Linked DNA regions of Homo sapiens: region 1 is linked to region 2. A link is an interaction called in ENCODE POLR2A ChIA-PET data of the cell type or tissue named here. Cell type or tissue: HepG2. All regions are shown on one strand. Links, peaks and the distances in the headings refer to the core of each region. The heading gives the core; the rest is flanking DNA. Region 1 has its middle 34 kb from the start of NFKBIA. Region 2 overlaps RALGAPA1 (Ral GTPase activating protein catalytic subunit alpha 1).

Region 1 (11,560 bases), core at 2,668-7,667, 140 kb after region 2:
GTGTTGCCCTCCACCATGTTATAATGCAGCAAGAAAGCCTCACCAGATGCTGACACCATGTTCTTGGACTTGCCAACCTCCAGAACCTTGAGCTAAATACATTTATTTTCTTTATAAATTTCTCAGTCTTAGGTATTCAGTTATAGCAACAGAAAATGGACTAAGACAGTATCTTTCTCTTGGGAGTGGATTGCATGAGAAAATCAAGTGGGCAAAGCTCAAAACATCCAGATCTCCAAGTCTGGCCCCAAAGGTTCCCATATATAATAAGGGAAACTAAAGAGAATCTTGGAATATTTTGAGCAAGAAAGTGGTACAATAAATCAATGCTTTACAAAGGTTAATCTGGCATCTGCAGGATGGATTTAAGGGTAGAAGTTACTGGATTCATAGGAAGACTATTATACTAATCAAATGTGAAGATTCTGAAAGTCTGATTTTGAAAGGTGGCAATGTAGGGAAAATGTATAAAGACATTAGAAAAGAAAATCAACTAAATTCAGTGAGTGAAAGTTTTGCCCCGAAAAAAAGAAGGCTTAAGAGATGACATGACTTAAAAATAGAGGCTAGACATAAGAAAATTAGATATTGGAGAATGCTGGTGTTCCTGAGGGAGTGAACAATTTTAGGGATTACTTAGACAAAGCAAATTGCTAATCATATAGAAAACCCCAAGCTGTATGTACCAACAGGGAAATAAAATTTGATTTCCTTTGTGTATATGTGAATATGCTTACTCTTTTCTAAATTCAAAAATGGCTCAGCCAAGAAAAAGAACGTGAATAGACAATTCACAGAGGAAGAAATTCAAATGGCCAATAAGCATTCAAAAAGATGTTTAATAGTGGAATTGCAGCTGATAAGGATTGGTTTCTAAAAATAGAATGTAAGGCAAAAATCAAGTATAATACAGCCAATTACCCTTGAAAACCTCTTAAATCTCCCATAAAATACATTATATATGTTTTGGTGCACATAATCCTACATGTGTATATAAATATATAATAGACTGCTTTGGGGGGTGGTCCCCAAAACCACATTTAGCTTCAATCCTTCATTATAATGACCCGCAGAACTCAGAAAAGCTGTTATACTAATGATTAGGGCTTATTACAGAAAAAAATAGAGATTAAAATCACCAAAGGAGAAAGGTGCATGAAGCAGAGTCCAGGAGAAACCAAGTGCAAGCTTTGAGTTGTACTCTCCCAGCAGATCTCTGAATTCTCCCAGCTACAATGTGACAATATGTACAAAGTATTGTTAACCAGGGAGACTCATCTGAGCCTAGATGTCCAAGGTTTTTTTGGGAGGAAAGGGCAGTATATTACACAGAGCACCTATGTGACTGACCTTAGCTACTCAGTCTCCAGGTCCTCAGATGCCTAACTGATACAGTATGGTCCTGGGCCCTAGGTAAACAAGAACAGGTGTTCACCATAAATCACACAAGTGTAACTTATCTGACATGGCCTATGATCACTATACAAAGACATTCTTGGCCAGGCGCAGTGGTTCATGCCCGTAATCCCAGCACTTTGGGAGGTTCAGGTGGGCAGGTCTCTCGAGCCCAGGAGTCAAGTCCAGCCTGTGCAACCTAGTGAAACCCCAGCTCTACAAAAAATACAAAAATTAGGCATGGTGGTACACACCTGTAGTTCCAGCTACTTGGGAGGCTGAGGCAGGAGGATTGATTGAGCTTGGGAGGTCGAGGCTGCAGTGAGCCGTGATGGCACCACTGCACTCCAGCCTGGGCAACAGAGCAAGACCCTGTCTCAAAAAAGAAAAACACAAACAGACATTCTTGTCAGGCAGGATATTCCAAGGGTTTAGAGGTTATCTCCCAGGAGTTGGTCAGAGGCCAGTCCTGAAGATGTCTGGAATGTGCAGGATTTGTATACCTACACCTGCTGAGTTAACCCTTTGCACATAAAAATATGGACTACATATAGATTATGCAAAACATAACTATATAACACTCTGTATTTAAAGACTGGGCTGGGTGCAATGGCTTACTCCTGTAACCCCAGCACTTTGGGAGGCCGAGGCAGAAGGACTGCTTGAGCCCAGGAGTTGAGACCAGCCTGGCCAACGTGGCAAAACCCTGTCTCTACTAAAGATACCAAAATCAGCCAGACATGGTAATGCGCACCTGTAATCCCAGCTACTCAGGAGGCTGAGGTGGGAGGATCACTTGAGCCTGGGAGGCAGAGGTTGCAGTAAGCTGTGATCATGCCACTGCGTTCCAGCCCGGGTTACAGAGTGAGACCCTGTCTCCAGAAAAAAAAAAAGAAAAAAAAAAAAAGAAAAAAAAAATGACTGGAACCAAATTTATCTTGTAGGAATATATCCAAATAAATAACAGATATGAACAAGATCTATATTCAAGGATGACAGTAAAAGGGTAAAAAGTTGAAAACAAATGGAATGTCAAGATTAGGAAAATGGTTAAATAAATCATAGCACATTCATATCTTGGACTAATATATAGCCATTAAAATTCATATAGTGGGGCTGGGCACGGTGGCCCACACCTGTAATACCAGCACATTGGGAGGCTGAGGTGGGTGAATCACTTAAGGTCAGGAGTTCAGGACCAGCCTGGCCAACATGGTGAAACCCTGTCTCTACTAAAAATACAAAAATTAGCTGGGTGTAGTGGCAGACACCTGTAATCCCGGCTACTTGGGAGGCTGAGACACAGAATCACTTGAACCTTGCAGGGTGGAGGATGCAGTGAGCCAAGATTGTGCCACTGCACTCCAGCCTGGGCAACAGGGCAAGATTCTGTCTCAAAAAAAAAGAAAAAGAAAAAGAAAAATCATATATTGGTAAGTGAAAAAGTATGTTACAGTGTAGTTGATCTTCATTATTCACAGATTCTGCATTTGTAAATTCATCTAATCACTAAAACTTATTTGACCCCAAAATCAATACTTTCAGCACTTTTGTGGTCATTTGCAGACTTGCGCAGAGTGCCAAAAATTTTGCGTCACCTGATGTGCACATTCCCAGCTGAGGCCAAACAAGGCGATACTCTGCCTTCTTGTTTCAGCTCTTATAGCATAAATAAATACTCCTTTTCATGGTTTATTTAGTGCCATGTATTTCACAGTTTTGTGTTTTTTGTTGATTATGTCACTGTTTAAAATGCTGGCCAGGGCCAGGCACAGTGGCTCATGCCTGTAACCGCAGCACTTTGGGAGGCCGAAGCAGGTGGATCACCTGAGGCCAGGAGGTCAAGACCAGCCTGGCCAACATAGTGAAACCCATCTCTACTAAAGATACAAAAATTAGCTAGGTGTGGGGTGAATGCTTGTAATCGCAGCTTCCCAGGAGGCTGAGGCATGAGAATCACTTGAACCTAGGAGGTCAAGTTTTCAGTGAGCCAAGATCACACCACTGCACTCCAGCCTGGGCAACAGAGTGAGACTCTGTCCCAAAAAAATAAAAGCCAGCCAGGCACAGTGGTTCACACCTATAATCACAATATTTTGGGAGGCCAAGGCCAGAGGATTGCTTGAGCTCAGGAGTTTAAGACCAGCCTGGGCAACATAGTGAGACCTCATCTCTACTAAAAAAAAAAAAAAAAAAAAAAATTAGCCAGGTATGGTAGTGCATCCCTGTAGTAGCTACATGGGAGGCTGAAGTGGGAGAATCTCTTGAGCCAGGAGGTTGAGGCTGCAGTGAGCTGTGACCATGCCACTGCACTCCAGCGTGGGCGACAGTGAGACCCTGCCTCAAAACATAAATAAATAAAATACCCCCAAGCATAATGCTGAAGTACTGTCAAGTGTTTCTCAGTTAAAGAGTCTGTGATGTGCTTTACAGAGAAAATACCTGTGTTAAGATAAGTTTCATTCAGGAATGAGTGATAGTGCTGTTAGCCTTGAGTTCAATGTTAATGAATCAACAATATAGATTAGTGTATTTAAACATAAATACACAAATAATCAAGGTTATGTATTGATCAGTTGATGAAAATGTTATGACCAGAGGTTCACAGGAACCTAACTCTATACTTCCCCTAGGAACAACGGCTATTTGCTAATTCATTGTTCCCAATGCCTTTATAAAGCTTGACTACCAAGATAATGAGAATCAACTATATATGTATATACAACATGGAAGGATATATATATCAAGATAATAATAGTGGTTTTCTTTGATAAGAAGAATGCAGTTGCTTTTCATTCTTTTATACTTTTCCAGATTTTTCTACCAGCAATATGTGTAATGTATATAATTGAGGAAAAGTTAGTTATATAACAAAATGTAAGACCCCCGAGAAATTGATCATGCCAGTTAAAGACCTTAGCAACATTCAGGAAGCCATAGAGGTGGGCGCTAATGTTTCTGAAGGTACCAGTGGCATAACTAGCCATATGAAAGAACCAACTAAGGGAGTACTTGGTCTCTCCCTTTGGAAGTGGAAGCTAGTACAGAAAGGTGCCGAGTAATATTGTGCTCTTTCTCTTGAAAACAAAACAAAACTTCATTCTATACATTGTCAAATGCATGGAAAGGAAAATCCTGCTGGCTTGCCTCATCTCTGAATGAAGTTCATTGGCCACTTGGTAGCTGAAAAGGACCTAGAATGCCTGATTTGTTCCCACACTGATGCTTGGTAGTGGAGAAAATAAAGCTGCTGTGGGCCTTGCATAGCCACCCAGTCCCACACCCGAGTGGTCAGGTTAGGCTTTAAGTGAATGTGTAATTTGAAAATCAATGCTAAGACCATGAAAAAAAGCATGGCAGTATTGTGACTCTGTCAACCCCAAGCTTCCTCTGGGGAATCTGTGTGTTGTCAACATTTCACCCTCACATTACTCACAGGTGGTAGCAGCTGTGGCATCATTTTTTTATCCTTGGTTTGTTTTCAGCTCCCCTGAGACCCATATAGGACACACCTCCCATTTATAACAACTCTTCTTTTGCAAAGGATCCCACGGGGCTTCATTAATAACTCAATCTAGCCCCAGAGGTCATTGCTGCTGCTTCTGGGGCAAAGCACTACCTGATAGCACACAGAAACCCAGGATAGTCGTTTGAATGAGGAAAGGGAGGAGGGGCCAGGCCTGGTGGCTCATGCCTATAGTCCCGGCACTTTGGGAGGCTGAGGCAGGAGAATCCCTTGAGGCCAGGAGTTCGAAACCAGCCTGGGCAACATAGCAAGACCCTGTCTCTACTAAATTAAATAAACAAACAAATAAATAAATAATTTATAAAAAGAAGTAGAGGCTGGGCGCAGTGGTTCACGCCTGTAATTGAACTAAGATAGCTCCACTGCACCTCAGCCTCAGTGACAGAGCAAGATCCTGTCTCAAAAAAAAAAAAAAAAAAAAAAAGCAGAAAAGGGCTCCCACTATAGGCAGCTCAGGAAAATTACATACGACCAACTAACCTGGAATTTAGGCAAGCATTCTGACACTGACAAAGAATTAATGGCTGTCATTGGCTTTGAGGTGAGGGCTTCACTCTGAGTCCAAAAAACATTTAGAGCAGGTGGACTCCAAAGAATAAACTTTTTTTTTTGAGATAGGGTCTCACTCTGTCACCCAGGCTGGAGAGCAGCAGTGTGATCTTGGCTCACTGCAACCTCTGCCTCCCGAGTTCAAGTGATTCGCATGCCTCAGCCTCCAGAGCAGCTGGGACTACAGGTACGCACCAGCACGCCTGGCTAATTGTTGTGTTTTTGGTAGAGACAGGATTTTGCCATGTCAGCTAGGCTGGTCTCGAACTCCTGACCTCAGGTGATCCGCCCACCTCGGCCTCCCAAAGTGCTGGGATTACAGGCGTAAGCCATTGTACCTGGCCAAAAAACAAACCTTTTTTTTTTTCTTTTTGAGACGGAGTCTGTCTCTGTTGCCCAGGCTGGAGTGCAGTGGCGCGATCTTGGCTCACTGCAAGCTCCACCTCCCAGGTTCACGCCATTCTTCTGCCTCAGCCTCCCGAGTAGCTGGAACTACAGGCGCCCGCCACATACCTGGCTAATTTTTTTTTTTTTGTATATTTAGTAGAGACAGGGTTTCACCTTATTAGCCAGGATGGTCTCGATCTCCTGACCTCGTGATCCGCCCGCCTCGGCCTCCCAAAGTGCTGGGATTATAGGCATGAGCCACCGTGCCCAGCCCAAAAAACAAACTTTAAATCAGAGAATACTCTGGTTGAGACAAAAATTGGACAAATCTTGAAAGGAGTACTAATGCAATGGGGTTTCCTTATACAACGTTTCCAAATTCCAAAGGAATTCATTTTCTTCTGACATAATACAGCTGGATAGGGCCAGGCACAGTGGCTCAGGCCTGTAATCCCAGCACTTTGGGAGGCTGAGGCGGGTGGATCACCTGAGGTCAGGAGTTTGAGATCAGCCTGGCCAACGCAGTGAAACCCTGTCTCTACTAAAAATACAAAAATTAGCCAGACGCGGTGGTGCACACCTGTAGTCCCAGCTACTCAGGAGGCTGAGGCTGGAGAATCGCTTGAACCCAGGAGGTGGAGGTTGCAGTGAGCCGAGATCATGCCACTGCACTCCAGAGTGGGTGACAGAGTGAGACTCCATCTCAAAAAAAAAAAAAAAGAAAAAAAAAAAAAAAAAACCAGCTGGGTATTAATAAGGAAGGAAGGAAGGACTACTTGAAAAACCTAAGGTCAAACACATCAAGCAGGGAAAACACAAAGCAATTAATGTGAGAGAAAAGGAGATGGTAGCTCTAAAAGAAAGGGAAATAGGGTGTTAGTATCCTTTTGACCATCACAGGCCAAGCCCTCTTCAGCAGGAAAAGGTTCATTAACTAAATGGCCTGGAAGTTTTTAACACAGATGACTCAAAGAAAATTTGTTTCTGCGCAGGGAAGAATAAAGTTGATTTAAAATGAAAACCAAAAAAGTCTTCCAAAACAAACATTTCTTATTAACTAACTAAAAATCAATAAGAAAAAGAAAACAACTCAGTAGAACTATGGGCAAAGAGCATGAACAGGCAAGTCACACACAATACAGATTGCTAGAAATGTTAAGAGATGCTCAACCTCCCTTATAATTAATCAAAAACTAAAACAATAATGCAATTATTTCTGCCTATCAGATTGGAAAAAATTTTTAAATGTATAATATTCAGGGTTGACAAGAGGATTGGAAAACACGAATGGGGAAATACCCTCGCTGGGATTGTTAATTAGTACAACTTTTTTGGAGAGAAACACAACAATTTTTATTGCATTTTTAATGTTCATGCCCTTTGACTCAACATTTTTATTTCTAATAATTTATCTCACAAAAGCGTGCAAATGTTCGACATTTAGTATAGATTGTTTATTTATTTATTTAATTATTTTTGAGACAGTCTCACTCTGTCACCCAGGCTGGAGTGCAGTAGCGTGGTTTCAGCTCGCTGCAACCTCCGCCTCCCGAGTTCAAGCAATTCTCCTGCCTCAACCTCCCAAGTAACTGAGATTACAGACGCCCACTACCACACCTGGCTAATATTTTGTATTTTTAGTAGAGACAGGGTTTCACCATGTTGGCAGGCTGGACTTGAACTCCTGACCTCAGGTGATCCGCTCGCCTCAGCCTCCCAAAGTGCTGGGATTACAGGTGTGAGCCACTGCGCCTGGCCTGTTTATAATATTTTAAAAACCTGGAATAGGCCAAGCACAGTGGCTCATACCTGTAATCCCAGCACTTTGGGAGGACGAGGCAGGTGGATTCCTTGAGTCAAGACCAGCCTGGGTGACATGGGTGACATGGACAAACCCCATCTCTAAAAAAAAAAAGAAAAAAAAAAAACCCAGAATAACGCAACTGTCCATTAATTGAAGTTGTTTAAATAACTATGGTGCTTATAATGAAATGCTATAGAGCTATGAAATAGAATGTGACATATCTTCACGTAGAAGGTTGCATTAAGTAAGAAAGTAAGATGCCAAGCTGTATGAATAGGGTATGGTGGTGTTTATGGGGTGACAAAAATATTCTGGAATTAAATAGTGGTAATTGGTTGCATAACATTGTGGCTATACTAAAAGACACTGAATTGTACAGTTTAAAATGGCTAAAATGATAAATTTTATGTTGTATAGATTTTACTTCAAGTTTTAAAAAACAGTATGAATAACATGATCCCATTTTTGTGTGAAAAAAATATTTTTAGTATGTACATAGAAAAAAACCTAGAGAGAAATACACTAAGTAATTGGCAGTGATTATCTCTGAGTGTGATAGACACAGTATATTGTTAATAACCATGTTGTATATATCTGTAATGTTGGAAATTTTAATAAACAGAGGACTTAGAACTTTCATATCCAGAAAAAAAGATACTAAATCACTTGAAAAGTAGAGAAAGAGGTCTAATTATCTGAGAACAAATAACTGAGCCAGTAAAAAATTCCTTTCAAAGATAACTCAAAATAACTATTTCAGTGGGAATTGCATTATTTCAGAATCATGGGATTGTAAAGGTTTTGTGTGTGTGTACATTTCCTTAATAAAGAAAAAGGAGAACATGTACAAACGCTTCTTCAACGTAGTTAGATGCTAAAATTTAACCTTCATTGAGACTGAAAATGTAAACACTCATTTGTCTAGGAGGAATTGGTTACTAAAGTCTGTGTACCCTGATGCTTCTGTTGCCAACCAAAGCATCTGCTGGGTCCTGACCTTCAGATAATAAAAGTAATTATAAGACTCATGATCAGAAGATTGGGATTCTGGTTCCAGCTAAGCCACTAATTTGCCATGTGAATAGAGCCAAATCCTCTAATCTTACTATACTTCCATTTCTTTCTTTCTAAAAATGGGGAGATGCTACTGAAAGAGATCAGGATATGCCATCCCAAAATATGCCACTTTGGCATAAGGATTATTTTGAGCTGAAGGCAACTGATGGAGGAAAAGGTCTCTGCCCTCCCTTTATCTGCCTAAAAACAGGACATAAATTTTCCTTTGAGGAAGGTACTCCTCTATGCCAGGAAACTGAGAATGACTCATTACCAGAGATGTCACACCAAGATGACTCCTCATAAACAAGCCCTACTAAAATAACCCTTATCTCCCATTAGTTTCCTTCATATATTTCCTAGTCAATTCCCACAATATTTTCCCTTGAAGCCCAAACCCATCTTCTTTTTTTAAGAAGGGTATACAAACTCCAGGTTCTGGCCAGGTGCAGTGGCTCACACCTGTAATCCCAGCACTTTGGGAGGCTGAGGCGGGTGGATTTCAAAAATTAGTGGGGCATGGTGGCACATGCCTGTAGTCCCATCTACTCAGGAGATGGAGACAGGAGAATCACTTGAACCTGGCAGTCAGAGATTATGCCACTGCGCTCCAGCCTGAGCGACAGAGTGAAACACTATCTCAAAAAAAAAAATTCAAGTTCTGAGCACGTCTTTGAGTTTTCACATCATCTCTGTGAAGCTTCCATGCATTTAAAAGTATTAATATCAATAAAAATCATACATTTTTTTCCTGTTAATCTGTCTTTAGTCAGTTAAATTTGCAGGCCTCATTCACTGAAACTAGGTGGGAAGACAAAATATTTTTCATCCTGAAGAGCACTAAATAGAATGGTAACCTTAGGTGCTTACATAAGAAATTGAAAACCCAATCAAAATACTACACTCAGAAAATTCCATTTAGGGCAGTGCATATTATTTTATATAATCTTAAAAGTGTCTGTTATGGCAACTAAGCACAGTGACATGACCAAATGTACATGTTTGTGATGACAGACACTAGACTGTATACTTACATGACATTTTGAAAACCTAGAAGTGAGGCATTTATAAAAGAGTGAAGGCCGGGTGCGGTGGCTCACGCCTGTAATTTCAGCACTTTGGGAGGCCGAGGCGAGCGGATCACTTGAAGTTGGGAGTTTGAGACCAGCCTGGCCAACATGATAAAACCCCATCTCTACTAAAAATTAAAAAAAAAAAAAAAAAATTAGCCAGGTATGCCGGTGGGCACCTGTAATTCCAGCTACTCGGGAGGCTGAGGCAGGAGAATCACTTGAACCCGGGAGGCAGAGGTTGCAGTGAGTCAAGATCGCACCACTGCACTCCAGCGACAGAGTGAGACTTCGTATCAAAAAAATAAAAATGAAAAAAAAAAAAATGAAAAGCAGGGCCAAGCTTAGGGCCCAGATCTCCTTCCCACCACTTCCTTCCAAAATGTTGGCCTGTGATACTCACAGCTACAACTTCTCTTTAATACCTAGATATAAATCTCATTCAATAAAAACAATTAGCAGAAGAGAGAACATTCAACAGTTGCAATTACCTAAATGTCCCTCCGGTAACCATTTGAATGACTAAATCCTCTACATTGATTGTTTCAGTGAATGATAATTAAAACCAAATAACCTCCAGGCTCATTTGATTCTACAGTGACAATACTAAACCTCTAGACATTATATTGCAAAGCCCTGAATTGAGCCAGGCAAAGCAAAACCAAAGTACAAGGAGAATTGAGTGGTGGGTGGAAGGGTGCTGGTGCATACTAGAGAAGAAAGAAGGCAACAGACACCCTTCACAAGCACATTTAACTGTAGATAGGGGAGCCCCGCGACACCACTTCCTAGTCAGGGAGACTCCTTCCAGGCTTTGTATGGGGAATGGTGTAGTTAGATTAATAACGGCTTCCTACTATTTCCTTCATGTTCCATAAACCAACATGCATCTCACTTCTGCCCTCTGAAACATTGCTTCCCTTATTGTTGAATCCTTTACCCAATTCCATAAGGCCTACTGGGAATATTGTTTTGGGCTTAGACATACGATTAAAGACTTTGTGTGGTTTTTTTTAATATAAGGTAAGAATTTTGCCAGACAAATATGGACTAAGATTAGATAGGCCTTGTTTTCCATATTTATAATACAGAGAGGGAGCATCATCCTGATTAAGTTAAAGCAGAGATTGTGCCCTCATCATTGTGCCCTCAGAGGTTAGTGAAGCACACAGTAATTTCACAAAAATACTCTTTGAACTGAACTTAATGCAAAGTATGTTGAACTAAAATCCATGCCTAACAATATTAATGTACAAATTGTACATTAATAAATCATTCCAAAGCACCATGTTTGTTGCAATTTTTAAATACTCAAAATAGCAGGTGGGCAGACTTGATAAATCATTGCTCTATAGTATACGTTAATACCAGGATCTCAGCTTTCCTCTGCAGGACAAGCACTTCTAGGTAGATGTCAAAGTCAAAAGTTTGGGTAGTTCAGCACCTTCTATAATCAATCAGTGAATCAACACTTATAAAGCACTTACTATGTGCTCGGCATTGTTCCAGCCACAAGATTAGAATGGGGAATCTTCTGGGATCCGCTGAAAATATTGGAAGGCTCTTTCCCAGTAAACTACAAATTACCCCCCAAGCCCTATTTTCTTGGAATTTGTACTAAGAATCCCATATCTGCAAGCAATGTACTTTCAAATAGTGCAGTTTTCATAGCCTGCGTGTTGAATGGGACCCACATGTAATGGCATCTATGATGCACTAAAATAGAGAAGGTCACAAGGGGCCAGGTTCAGTAGCTCACGCCTGTAATTCCAG
Region 2 (11,560 bases), core at 2,553-7,552:
GCCATAGTAGTAGGTGTGAAATGATATTTCGTTGTGCTTTTGACTTGTATTTCCCTTCTAATGATATTGAGCATCTTTTCATGTGCTTATTGCCTATTTGTATATACTCTTTGGAGAAATGTCTTATTTTCTCTAGTAGTAATTTAAATCAATTTAAGTAAAATTTACTTTGTCAGCGTCAAACTAAATTAAAGCAATGTTTCAGCTCTATATGTATGAACAATGTGGTCATATACGTCCTGATACTGCGATTCTCCAAGAAACAATAGCAGCTTTTAAGTCCAACAGAAAGGGAATTTTTATTTGATCTCATAATTCAGTGTAATTAGCTTAAACTTTCTTTTCGTAGAAATTTTTTAAAACCTTATAAACATTGATTTCTCTATATACTGATGTTTCCCGTTTCCCTATACCTAATGACTGTTGCCTTAATCTTTTCCTCAGAGTTCTAGTATATAAGATTTTTCTAAGTAGCAGGCTTATATTTTAGTTTTATTTTAGTATCACTTTATTTTTGATAGGTTAAATGTTTAAACTTAATCGTAGAAGCCAGTTGTCTTATACCAGTTGTCCCTGATAAAAAATCACTTTCTGTATTGGTATTTTTTCTCCTGAATTTAATAAATTCCACATTAGTGGTAATAAGTTGAGGCTAGAACATGTGTCCTATTATAAATGAACAATTGGATATCATTAGGTTGTCCCCCCTATCCTTTGTACATATATCTTTAGGTGTGTTAATCCATTCAGTAGACACATTAATGAGCACGGGTTGAAGTGTAATATTGGAGGAAGTAAGGCTTGTTGACCTCAGCAAGGAGTTTAATACCTCTAATTAAATTAGATAGTCGACAGTCAGTATAAAGAAATAGCCATGCCTCTGGCAAGCTAGAATTATTTATGACTCTGGTCCTTTGCTTTAAACTTGGTAGGGTAAAATCATTTATATCCATTTTATAGAAACTAATTTTAGTTCTGATTTTTTATTTAAAATATGTGATTTGTAAATTATTTTCAAACATTTTATTTTCTCAGAATGAGAAGTAAATATCCTTGGACCTATTTAAATGTAGCATTTATATTTCTTGTGAAGAGAAGCTTTTTCAAGGCTCAAGACAGTAGCAGCAGAATATTTACAACATAGACTATACTTCTTGAGCAAATTAGCCAAACATTCAGTTTAGCTAAGTTTCTCTTAGAAATGTTGCACCACCATATAAAAATCCTGATATAACCCCAGTCCAAGCAATCTGTTCTATAAATTATCTCTTCCTGAGGAAGATTGATGGAAAATGGTTAAAAATAATTTCCACTTAACTGAGTGTATTCACCCCTAAAAATCAAAAGTGCTGCAAGCATTGGTATAAAGTGTTCATAGGAGCCTCTCTCATTTCCTCTGTCTCCTTGTTCTAGCCACTTGCTGATACTCTGCTTCATAGGTAGCTGAATCATCCTTTTAGAAGTTTGATGAAGATCAAGTTGAGATAATTGTAACATACTTAGTTGAACTCTCTAGTCTATGTTTCATTTCCTGGACCCCCCAAAATAGGGGGAAAGAAGCACTTTATTTAAGTCCATTTCCTCTGAAATACTATTAGTGTAATGGAAAGTGTTTCATTTTCTGTCTTGAAATTTACTCACAATAGTTGTGCAAATAAATGAACCTTGTAGTGCTGCTTGGTCTGATTTTTTATTTTAAATCTGTTTTTCTTTATTTTATACAGAAATATAAGATACTTTCCAAAGAACTATATGCTAAATATAGTCTGAAAAATGAATTTGTTAAAAAATAAATTTAAGGAATAATTTTTAAATTTTTTCATTATTTTAGTAAAAGTGAAGTTAGGATTATAGTTAATAAGTGCTGTGAAATTATACTCATTGTTTGAGTCCTAAATATAACAATCTTATAGAAGAAACTCTGCCCATAACTCCAGTTTTTACATATATACTCCTGATGACAAGAATAGAGGATTGAGAAAACAGAAAATATAAATGGTTCAATGCAAGTTTATCTTACCACAGTAAATGTTATGTGGGTGAGATAGCAGAGGCCTCTCATTGTATAGGGAATAAAATTCTTTTTTTTTTTTTTTTGAGACGGAGTCTCACTATGTTGCCACACTGGAGTGCAATGGCGCGATCTCTTTTCACTGCAACCTCCACCTCCTGGGTTCAAGCGATTCTCCTGACTCAGCCTCCCGAGTAGCTGGGACTACAGGCGTGCACCACCTTTTAGTAGAGACAAGGTTTCACCATGTTTGCCAGGATGGTCTCGATCTCTTGACCTCATGATCTGCCCGCCTCAGCCTCCCAAAGTGCTGGGATCACAGGCGTGAGCCACTGTGCCCGGCCGGGAATAAAATTCTAATTCCTCACTATGGCACTACGTGATTTGGCCCCACCAGCCTGCCTACCTCTAGATCTCATCTCCTGTCTTTTTCCTTTTCATTTACCATAATCTGGCCTCACTGACTGACATTCTGACCTTCCAACATGTCAAACTCATTCACATCTTAAGGGCTGTGTACACTTACTACTCTCTCAGTTTGAAATGTTTTTTCTCCACATTATCAGGCTTCCTCATTCTAATTCTTCTGTTCTTAAACTCACATGACAGTTTCTCAGAAAGACCTTTTTAGACCATCCTAGCTAAATAAGCCCCTTTCTACTCAGGAACTTTATCACATTACCCTATATTATTTTCTTTATAGATTTATCAGCATGTAAGTTTACCTTGTTTATTTTTGTATATGTTTATCTGACTCCTCCCACTAGAATATCAAGGTCATGAGAACAAGGACTTTGTCTCTTTTGCTTACTGCTGTATCTCCAGCACCTAGTACCAGGCCTGTTGGCATTTAACAAATGTTTTTTCAGTGAATTACCACAGCTACCATAGCCACAAATCAAAAGAACTATCTATAGACACCTTTGTCTTTATCAAAGTGACATATTTAAATAAATGCCATAACTGCAGATAATTCTATTTTTATGCTATGTACTGGGTAATGATAGGAAAAAAATGCAAGATAAGTATTGTTATATTATCTTTTTAATAGTCACCAGTATTTATTGAATGCCCACTCTGCTAAGGCATAGTATTGGATGCTGTGCCTGTTGTTTTCAAGAAACTTTTCCTGATTGCTAAAAATGAATAATCTAAACAGCAAGTGAATGTAGGAAAATATGTGTGACTATTAGAAGGTATATTAAAGCATGTTTTCTCACATGATTGAGGGTTATATCATAGAGTGTTTTTTACTAAGTGTGAGTGCCTGAAAGATGGGGGAAAGAATGGGAACTTGGGGCAGTAAGAATACTAAGTTACAGTTTCTACACGTATACCCCTATCTCCTGAAGTAATTGCGTAACCTAATTAACTTCTGTGTGTTCTTCAGCTTTTAGTTCAAGAGCTATTATAGATCCATGTCCTTTGTTATTTGTATTGAGAAAAGTATATTTAGAGCATCATTTGTATTTTTAAATTATTTATTTATTTATTGTATGGTTATTTTACTCTGTCTCCTCCACTGTACACAAAGCTTTGCTAGCAGAGACCATGTCTGTTTTTACTCATTGTTGCATCTGCAAAAGCTAGCATTTGGTCAGCTCTCAATATTTGGTTATGAATGAAAGAAGGTGGATATGGAGGAGGGAAGGAAGAGAAAAAAGACTTTTAAGACCTCATGAATTAGTATGTGTGGTATGTAGGATGAGTAGCATGTGATCTAGGACAGCAGTAGAGGAATAGGAAGGAAAGTACAGAAAAGGAATATACTTTTTTAAAAAAATGAAGAGCTCATTAGCAATGTAGTAAGGAAAACAGAGTAATCAAAAAAGACTAAAAGACAATCAGGTTTTAATCCTGAGTGATTATAATTAGTTGTTAGGTACTTTTAACAGAAATGGAGAAGTCAGGAAGATAAATTGATTTAGTGAGAGACATAATACAGTTACTTTATAAGAATTCTAGTCTCCAGCCCCAGATAAGTGATATTATATGGCACTGAGGAAATCTAGAATTGACTCTGGAATTCCTGTTGGTAATCATGGAGAATGAGTGCATTGCCATAAGATGAATGTCTTAGTCCATTCAGGCTGATATAACAAAAATACCATAGACTGAATGGCTTATAAACCACAGAAATTTATTTCTCACAGTTCTGGGGGCTGAGAAATCTAAGATCAAGATGCTGACAGATTCATTGTCTGATGAGGGACCACTCCCTTGTTCACAGATGACCATCTTCTCATTGTAACCTTATATATAATAGCAGAAGAGTCAAGTAAGCTCTCTGGGGTCTCTTTTATAAGGACATTAATCCCTTATAAAGGAGCCCGCATAACATAATCACCTCCCAGAGTTCCCTACCTTCCGATACCAACACACTGGGGGGTTAGGATTTCACAATATGAATTTGGGGGGTGGATGGGATGCAAACATTCAGTCTGTAGCAATGGGTGAACATCTGATTTTCACAGAAGAACATGGAGCAGGCCATAGACTATAGAAATTAACCAACATTCGTGAGCTTCATGTCAGTGCCTGGCAAAATAGGATTATTAAACAGATGGTTTGTGAGCACTTAGATAATGAAGTGTAGTGATCACTAGGAGCCACCATGAGTTCACCATAACAAATCACATCAAAATAACTTAATTTGTTTTAATAGGATTACTAGATTAGGGAAAACCATAGACTGCAATAAAGCATTTAACTAAGTTGCTTGTTGTGGACAAGTTGAAGAAATGTGGTCTTAATAAGAGTTTGATAAGTATATTCATGAGTGATTGTATAATCATATTCATAGCACATAAATTAATTATTTAACAAGAAACAATATAGGGAGGTGGTTACAGTATAGGTTCTAGAACCAGCCTGCCTTGGTTTGAATCCTGGCTCTGCCACTTACTATTTGTATGACCTTAGGCGAGTTACTTCATCCTTTTAAGCTTCAATTCCTCTCCTGTAAAAATAGGGATAATAATAATTATTACTACTTCATAGTGTTGTTGTGGAAATTTAATGAATTGTCACAAACAGTAAGCAGTAAGCACTTAATAAATACCTTTAATAAATATAGGGTTTTGTGGATTTTTTTAACCAGGAGGAAAGTCTGTAATGACTTGCTGTAAGGCTCTTAACCAAGCCTGTCCCATTTGACATTTTTGTCCAAAATGTAAATGAAGACACTGGAATTTGAACTTAAGGATAGCCCAAATCTGGCAGAGAGCCAGCACATGAATAGCATAGTCAGGCTAACAATAGACCTTCATAAGCTTAAAGATAATCTGAACCTGGCAAGGGAAAATTATGAAATCCCTTCTTTAGTTCTAGCAGTCAATTGTACCTGCTTAAAAGAACTTTGTAAGAAAAAGACTTAGCAACTTGAACTGACTACAAGTTCCATTTGAGCCATCATTTTTAAAATGCAGAAAGTAATTTATTGAACAGACTGAAGGAAGAAACAGCCCCACTGTGGGTTTGCTGTATTATCCAGAGCATGTGTTGATACTGTAATTCTATTCCATACACAAGTTTAATAGAAATATTAGTAAACTGAGACAATAACCCAAGATAATGAATATGTTTGTAAACTGTAAGAGGAGCTAAGAAGAACACTTTTAACCTGGAAAAGGAAAGGTAAGATATATATTAGACTGATCTTCAGATAACAGAAAATATATAGAATACAGATTGGATTTATTTGGTAAGGCTCATTTTGGAAGAGCTAGCATCCAGAAGGCAGTTTTTAGCTTAGTATTAAGATGTTCTAATGATTGTAGCTCTTTAAAAATGAAATGGGGGCCAGGCACGGTGGCTCACGCCTGTAATCCCAGCACTTTGGGAGGCTGAGGCAGGTGGATCACCTGAGGTCAGGAGTTCGAGACCAGCCTGGCCAACATGGTGAAACCCCATCTCTACTAAAAATAAAAAATTAGCTGGGCGTGGGGGTGGGAGCCTGTAATCCCAGCTACTTGGGAAGCTGAGGCAAGATAATCGCTTGAACCTGGGAGGCGGAGGTTGCAGTGAGCCAAGGTTGCACCATTGCACTCCAGCCTGGGCAACAAGAGCAAAACTCCATCTCAAAATAAATAAATAAGAAATGGGTTGATTTGTGAATTCATAAAATCCCCAACCTTAGAAGTATTCAAGCCGAGGCAGGATGTCTACTTATCAGGCATATGGTGGCACAAGCTCCTGTATCAGGTGGGAAATTAGAACTTTAAGGTCTCTTCCAGTATTAACATTCTAGTGTATTTGAGGACTTCACTTGTACACATGTTAAATTTCATTTAGCTGCTTTGTCTTCTTCAAGTAATAATAGTCATCTGTAGCCTATGTTATATACCTTGAGTTCCAAAATGACTTCAGTAGCAGTTGAAAGAAATTTAGAAGAGTAGTTTGGTTGCCAATCGTTTTAACAGACCTATCCCATGTACAGAAGTCTTCTACTCTATTTCAGAAATGAATTAGCATCTGGGTCAATAAACATGTAGATAGGAACTTCTTTGGTGGTTTTAGAGTATAGCAAAACCTACTGGTTATACAATCTTTTTTTTTTTTTCTTTGAGATGGAGTCTCACTGTGTCGCACAGGCTGGAGTGCAGTGGCATGATCTCAGGTCTCTGCAACTTCTGCCTCCCAGGTTCAAGGAATCCTCCCTCCTCAGCCTCCTGAGTAGCTGGGATTACAGGTGTATGCCACCACACCTGTCTAATTTTTGTATTTTTAGTAGAGATGGGGTTTCACCATGTTGGCCAGGCTAGTCTCAAAACTCCTGACCTCAGGTGATTCGCCCGCCTTAGCCTCCCAGAGTGCTCGGATTGCAAGTGTGAGCCACCACACCCTGCTCCATAGGACACAATCTTGTAAGTCCATAGAGATAAGGAATAAATAAAATCAATATTAAATAATATATAAAGTTTGTCAAACATACATATGCCTGAAATTTCTATTAATGCTTAACCATTAAAAATTGATTTTTTCAGTAGTCTTTCAAAAATTCCCAAGACACATAGCAATGATTAGCAATTTCTCAATTTGTGTCTAATTACTATGTAAGAGATTTTAAAGATATAAAAACATATCTTGAAGAAGATATATCATAATGTCATATCTCATTATGACAGCCTAAAATAATTACTTATTTAGCATTTGAATGTAAATGATAAGGGATTTCATGAAGCTTTTCGCTTAAAATGTTTGAACATGTTTAGAATGACTTTGTTATGTACATGGTTCTGTGCCAGAAATCTTCATTACAACAGCTTGGCAAAAATATGTTGTTCTTTTCCATTAAACTTATTTAACAGACTTTTAATACTATACAGAAGATATTTGAACAAGCTTCAGTTATAAAATAAAAGTATACTTGCCCTTTTTTCTCGTTTCTTTAGATAAGTGGGCACTAGAAATTATAGATAGTTTTGGCAAGAGTTCAAGGGTTAATGTAGCAGATAAATAAAAGGAATTTTCTGTAAATTGAGACCTGCATTATTTCAGTTGTCTTGTCTTTCCTTACCTAACTCATTTAATTTTAAAAAGTAAATACCTAAATTCTTCCTGACAGTGTGCTCAGCTTTTACTATCGTTTATTACTTCAATTATACTTGATATCACTTAGAACAATCTGCCATTTGGAAATCTCAGTATAGCCTGGAGCTTAGTATTAGATCTGGCTGCTATTGTAACATGTACAGCATATGACATTAATGTATCAAAATTAGATTGGATCATCCCTCCTGGTTAAATTTATTTCACATTTCTTTTGTATTCAGTTAACATAAACCTATTAGGGAAGCTGACACATGGGGATGGCTGTATAGGAAGGATATTTTTAAAGTATTTTGATTAAAAAATGAAATTATGAAGCCATGGCTTTTCTGAGTTGTGTAATCTTTTTTGCTTTTTAAAAATGTCACAAAGCCCAAGTCCCACACATTTATATTATTCAACTTGTGTATGCATATAAGGAGTTACTCCAGGATTAAGGAGTGACAGAAGAGAGGCTTTCACTAATTGGACTTAACTCCTTTCTTTGTTTAAATCAGATATTAAGTTCTTTTTCCTACCCTATGTTCATCCTTAAGCCAAAATAAATGACATATTTCTGAGATAGAAATTGCCCGTATGTTAGCTGATAGCGTAAATATTGATGACAGTTATCCCAGGTTTACTCTTCTAAACCTTTCCACCTGCCGTGTGTCTAGTTATCTGAAACTAATGGAAATCCCATGTAAGATCTGCACTAAAAGTCAACTCAAATGCTCACAGTGGCAGAATCAATAAACGTACTAGTATAATGAAATTTTATAATAAAATGCATTATAGCAGTCTCTATGAAGAAAACTTAAGACTAAAGGGCATTAAGTTCATTTTTTTAACACCTTATTAGAAATCCAACTTCTGAATGTTTTGTGTTTTTACAGTTTTAATTATCATAATGTTAACTCTCTCTGATTGCCAGAAACACCTTTGTAAGCAAACCCCACAAACATTTAAATAACGTCTTGAGGGTCTAACAATTCTCAAGACATCTATTTGGAAGAATTTTTGAGTTTCATGGGCAAAGAAAACCTGGAAATAAATTCGTTAAACGAAACATAATCAACTTTCTCTTACTCAACTGGGGATTATCCAATTTATGAGTTACTTACTTCTTTTTTTAAAACAATCTTTTAAAAGATCTGTTAGTGGAGAATTGGTGCAGTTGCTGGTTAAGGAGAGTATTTGGGCTATATGTGAATCTTTTTAAATCTAAGTTCTCTGTTACCCATTGATTATTGACAATTGAAATTGTCTGGTCTTCTGCAGTGTCTCCTGATGTTTTTGAGTGTTTGTGTTTCATATGTAAAACTGATCAAGTGCAATTTAACAATTTTTTAATTTCGTTTTTCCCCTTTTTATGTTGTATGTGACTGTATGACTGTACTCAAAGAGCTTTTAAAGCAGTATAAATTGTTTTCTTGTCTTTCCAGTTGAGACATTTGGGAAATGATGAAGTGCACATTGTTTGGTCAGAGCATACTAGAGACTACAGGAGAGGAATTATTCCCACAGAATTTGGTGATGTCCTTATTGTAATATATCCAATGAAAAATCACATGTTCAGTATTCAGATAATGAAAAAACCAGAGGTAAGAACTCCTTATCTTCCATTTTAGTAATAGATTTTGGTTCTATAGGGGTTCATGGGTTTCTTTCCATGTTACAGAATAAAATTTGGAGTAGGCATCAAGTTGTGAAACTGAGGGTAAATGTTACATAGACCCTGGTAGCTACATGGATTGCCTAAGCCTGGTTCAGAAGGAGCTAAAACAGAATAAATAGCAAGAAACTGTGTTTAAATGGAGGATTTGGCTAGGTAGTGCCAGAGTGAAAGTTCCTGTGTACCAAGCTCAAAAAGGACTTACCTTTTATTAAGAGAACAATTACAATTTCCTAAAAATCACAGTAAGAAGTAATCATTTACTTTATAATAGGACTATATGATTCCTATATTTTTAGTTGATATATCTTATTAAGATTGCATGATTATTAGTCATGTCAATAAATGAGGATTCTACAAATTGAAAAAAAATAAGCCAAATGGTTCAGTCACCTATCCTATAGTTGGATGTCTTATATATACACCATAGAATTCAAACACACTATTGCAGAAATATTTTCTTCCAGGATAATAAAAGTTTGGTAGTATTTTTGGTGTGTTCCTTCCCTTTTTTAAACTGAATTCTTCAGTTTCTAGAAAACCTACATTTGACAATTGATTAAGAATCTTCAGAATTCCTTGAATTAGATTAAGTTTCTCATGTATGAATTTCTTATGTGTGAATTTAGGTTTCTTCAGGGTTCACCTAAACCAGAGGCCAGCAGACTGTGGCCCATAGCCTGGTTTCATACAACCCACAAGCTAAGAATATTTCGGTTTTGGTTTTGGGTTTTTTTACATTTTTAAAAAGACATTTTGTTGGTGGTGGTGGTGGTGGTGGTGGTTTTGTTTTGGTTTTTGGTTTTTTTGAGACGGAGTCTGGCTCTCGCTCTGTCACCCAGGCTGGAGTGCGGTGGCGCAATCTCGGCTCACTGCAACCTCCGCCTCCCGGGTTCAAGCAATTCCCTGTCTCAGCCTCCCGAGTAGCTGGTACTACAGGTGCCTGCCGCCATGCCCAGCTGATTTTTCTATTTTTAGTAGAGACAGGTTTTCACCATCTTGGTCAGGCTGGTCTCGAACTCTTGACTTCAGGTGATCTGGCCTCCCAAAGTGCTGGGATTACAGGCATGAGCCACCACGCCCAGCCTTAAAGAATTAAAAAAAAAAAAAATTGAAGAATATACAACAGAGAGAACATGTGACCACAAAATCTAAAATATTTACCATCTTATCCAGAGCTTACCTCCTTGCCTTCAGCTGCCATTTATGCCAACCTTATTCAAACAGAATTTCTAAGTTTTGAAACCATGAGTGAGTCACCTCAAAAAAATAACATTTAATTATCAAAACATAGATATTTTTTCTAATAAACTGTGTAATAAGGGTTTTAGGTTCTGTAGTAAAGCTAGTGTCACAAAAATAATGAAAAACTAACTTCTTGCCTATAAGTATATATTTTTCTTTTGTTCACTCAATGGAGAAAAGGAAATTTACTTCTAGTGTTGGCTTTTTGTATACAATTGAAACTAGTAAAATTTGGAAATTGGCTAAGTGTGTAAATTATTTACTCAGTTACATGAAGCACATAGTTCTTTTGAATAGACACCCTATAAACCTTTGACATTTTTATTGTCCTAGTATGAGTGACCCATCACAGAAAAGAATTGAATTCAAATAGTATTTTTACTGAAGGAAGAACTAAAGAAGCAGCAGAAATACTTTTGGATGCAAAGTGTCTTGATTGCTCTTATTTACAATCTGTCTGTAATTTGAATGTAAAATTATGTTCTGATTTCTCAATCAGGTTCCCTTCTTTGGTCCCCTTTTTGATGGTGCTATTGTGAATGGAAAGGTTCTACCCATTATGGTTAGAGCAACAGCTATAAATGCAAGCCGTGCTCTGAAATCTCTGATTCCATTGTATCAAAACTTGTATCCTTTTTTTAATGTAATGGTTTCTACTCTAACGTATGTCTACTCACAAAGGTAAATATTTCTTATATATTGTTAAAGCCTTTTATTTTCTAGGGTTTTTTTAATTATTATTTTTTGTAGAAATGGAGTATCATTATGTTTCCCGGGATTGTCTCAAACTCCTGGGCTCAAATGATTGTCCCACCTTGGTCAGCCTCCTAAAGTGCTGAGATTACAGGTGTGAGCCACTGCACCCAGCCTGATTCCCTGTTTATTGATGTATAGATGGTTCAGTTCCTCCCCAGTGTTGGAGCAGTTATATTTGAATGATATATTTTCTTTCACATGCTTTTTTTTTTTTTTTGAGATGGAGTCTCACTTTTGTCACCCAGGCTGGAGTGCAGTGGCACGATCTCAGCTCACTGCAACCTCCGACTCTGGGGTTCAAGCAATTCTTCTGCCTCAGCTTCCCAATTAGCTGGGATTACAGG

The links. ChIA-PET counts read pairs that join two places held together with the same protein. Peaks named below come from ENCODE experiments on the same cell type or tissue, not always from the same donor. Only the 100,000 strongest peaks of a DNase experiment are listed, where the experiment ranks them.
Region 1: POLR2A ChIA-PET joins it to region 2 with 8 read pairs; 1 of 35 experiments calls an interaction of 5 or more read pairs at or near these places.

The regions. Positions count from the first base shown.
Region 1 is chr14:35,432,798-35,444,357 of GRCh38, reverse strand. No RefSeq gene overlaps it. Among named protein-coding and RNA genes, the nearest start is that of NFKBIA, 34 kb to the right of the region's middle. In HepG2, for the core only: a CTCF peak has its summit at 5,381; a DNase peak (open chromatin) is centred at 5,377.
Region 2 is chr14:35,570,144-35,581,703 of GRCh38, reverse strand. RALGAPA1 (Ral GTPase activating protein catalytic subunit alpha 1) reads left to right here. Exons shown (of 42, transcript NM_001346249.2): 38 at 8,986-9,144; 39 at 10,960-11,087. Among named protein-coding and RNA genes, the nearest start is that of INSM2, 42 kb to the right of the region's middle. In HepG2, for the core only: no CTCF peak of the experiment used is centred there; a DNase peak (open chromatin) is centred at 5,233.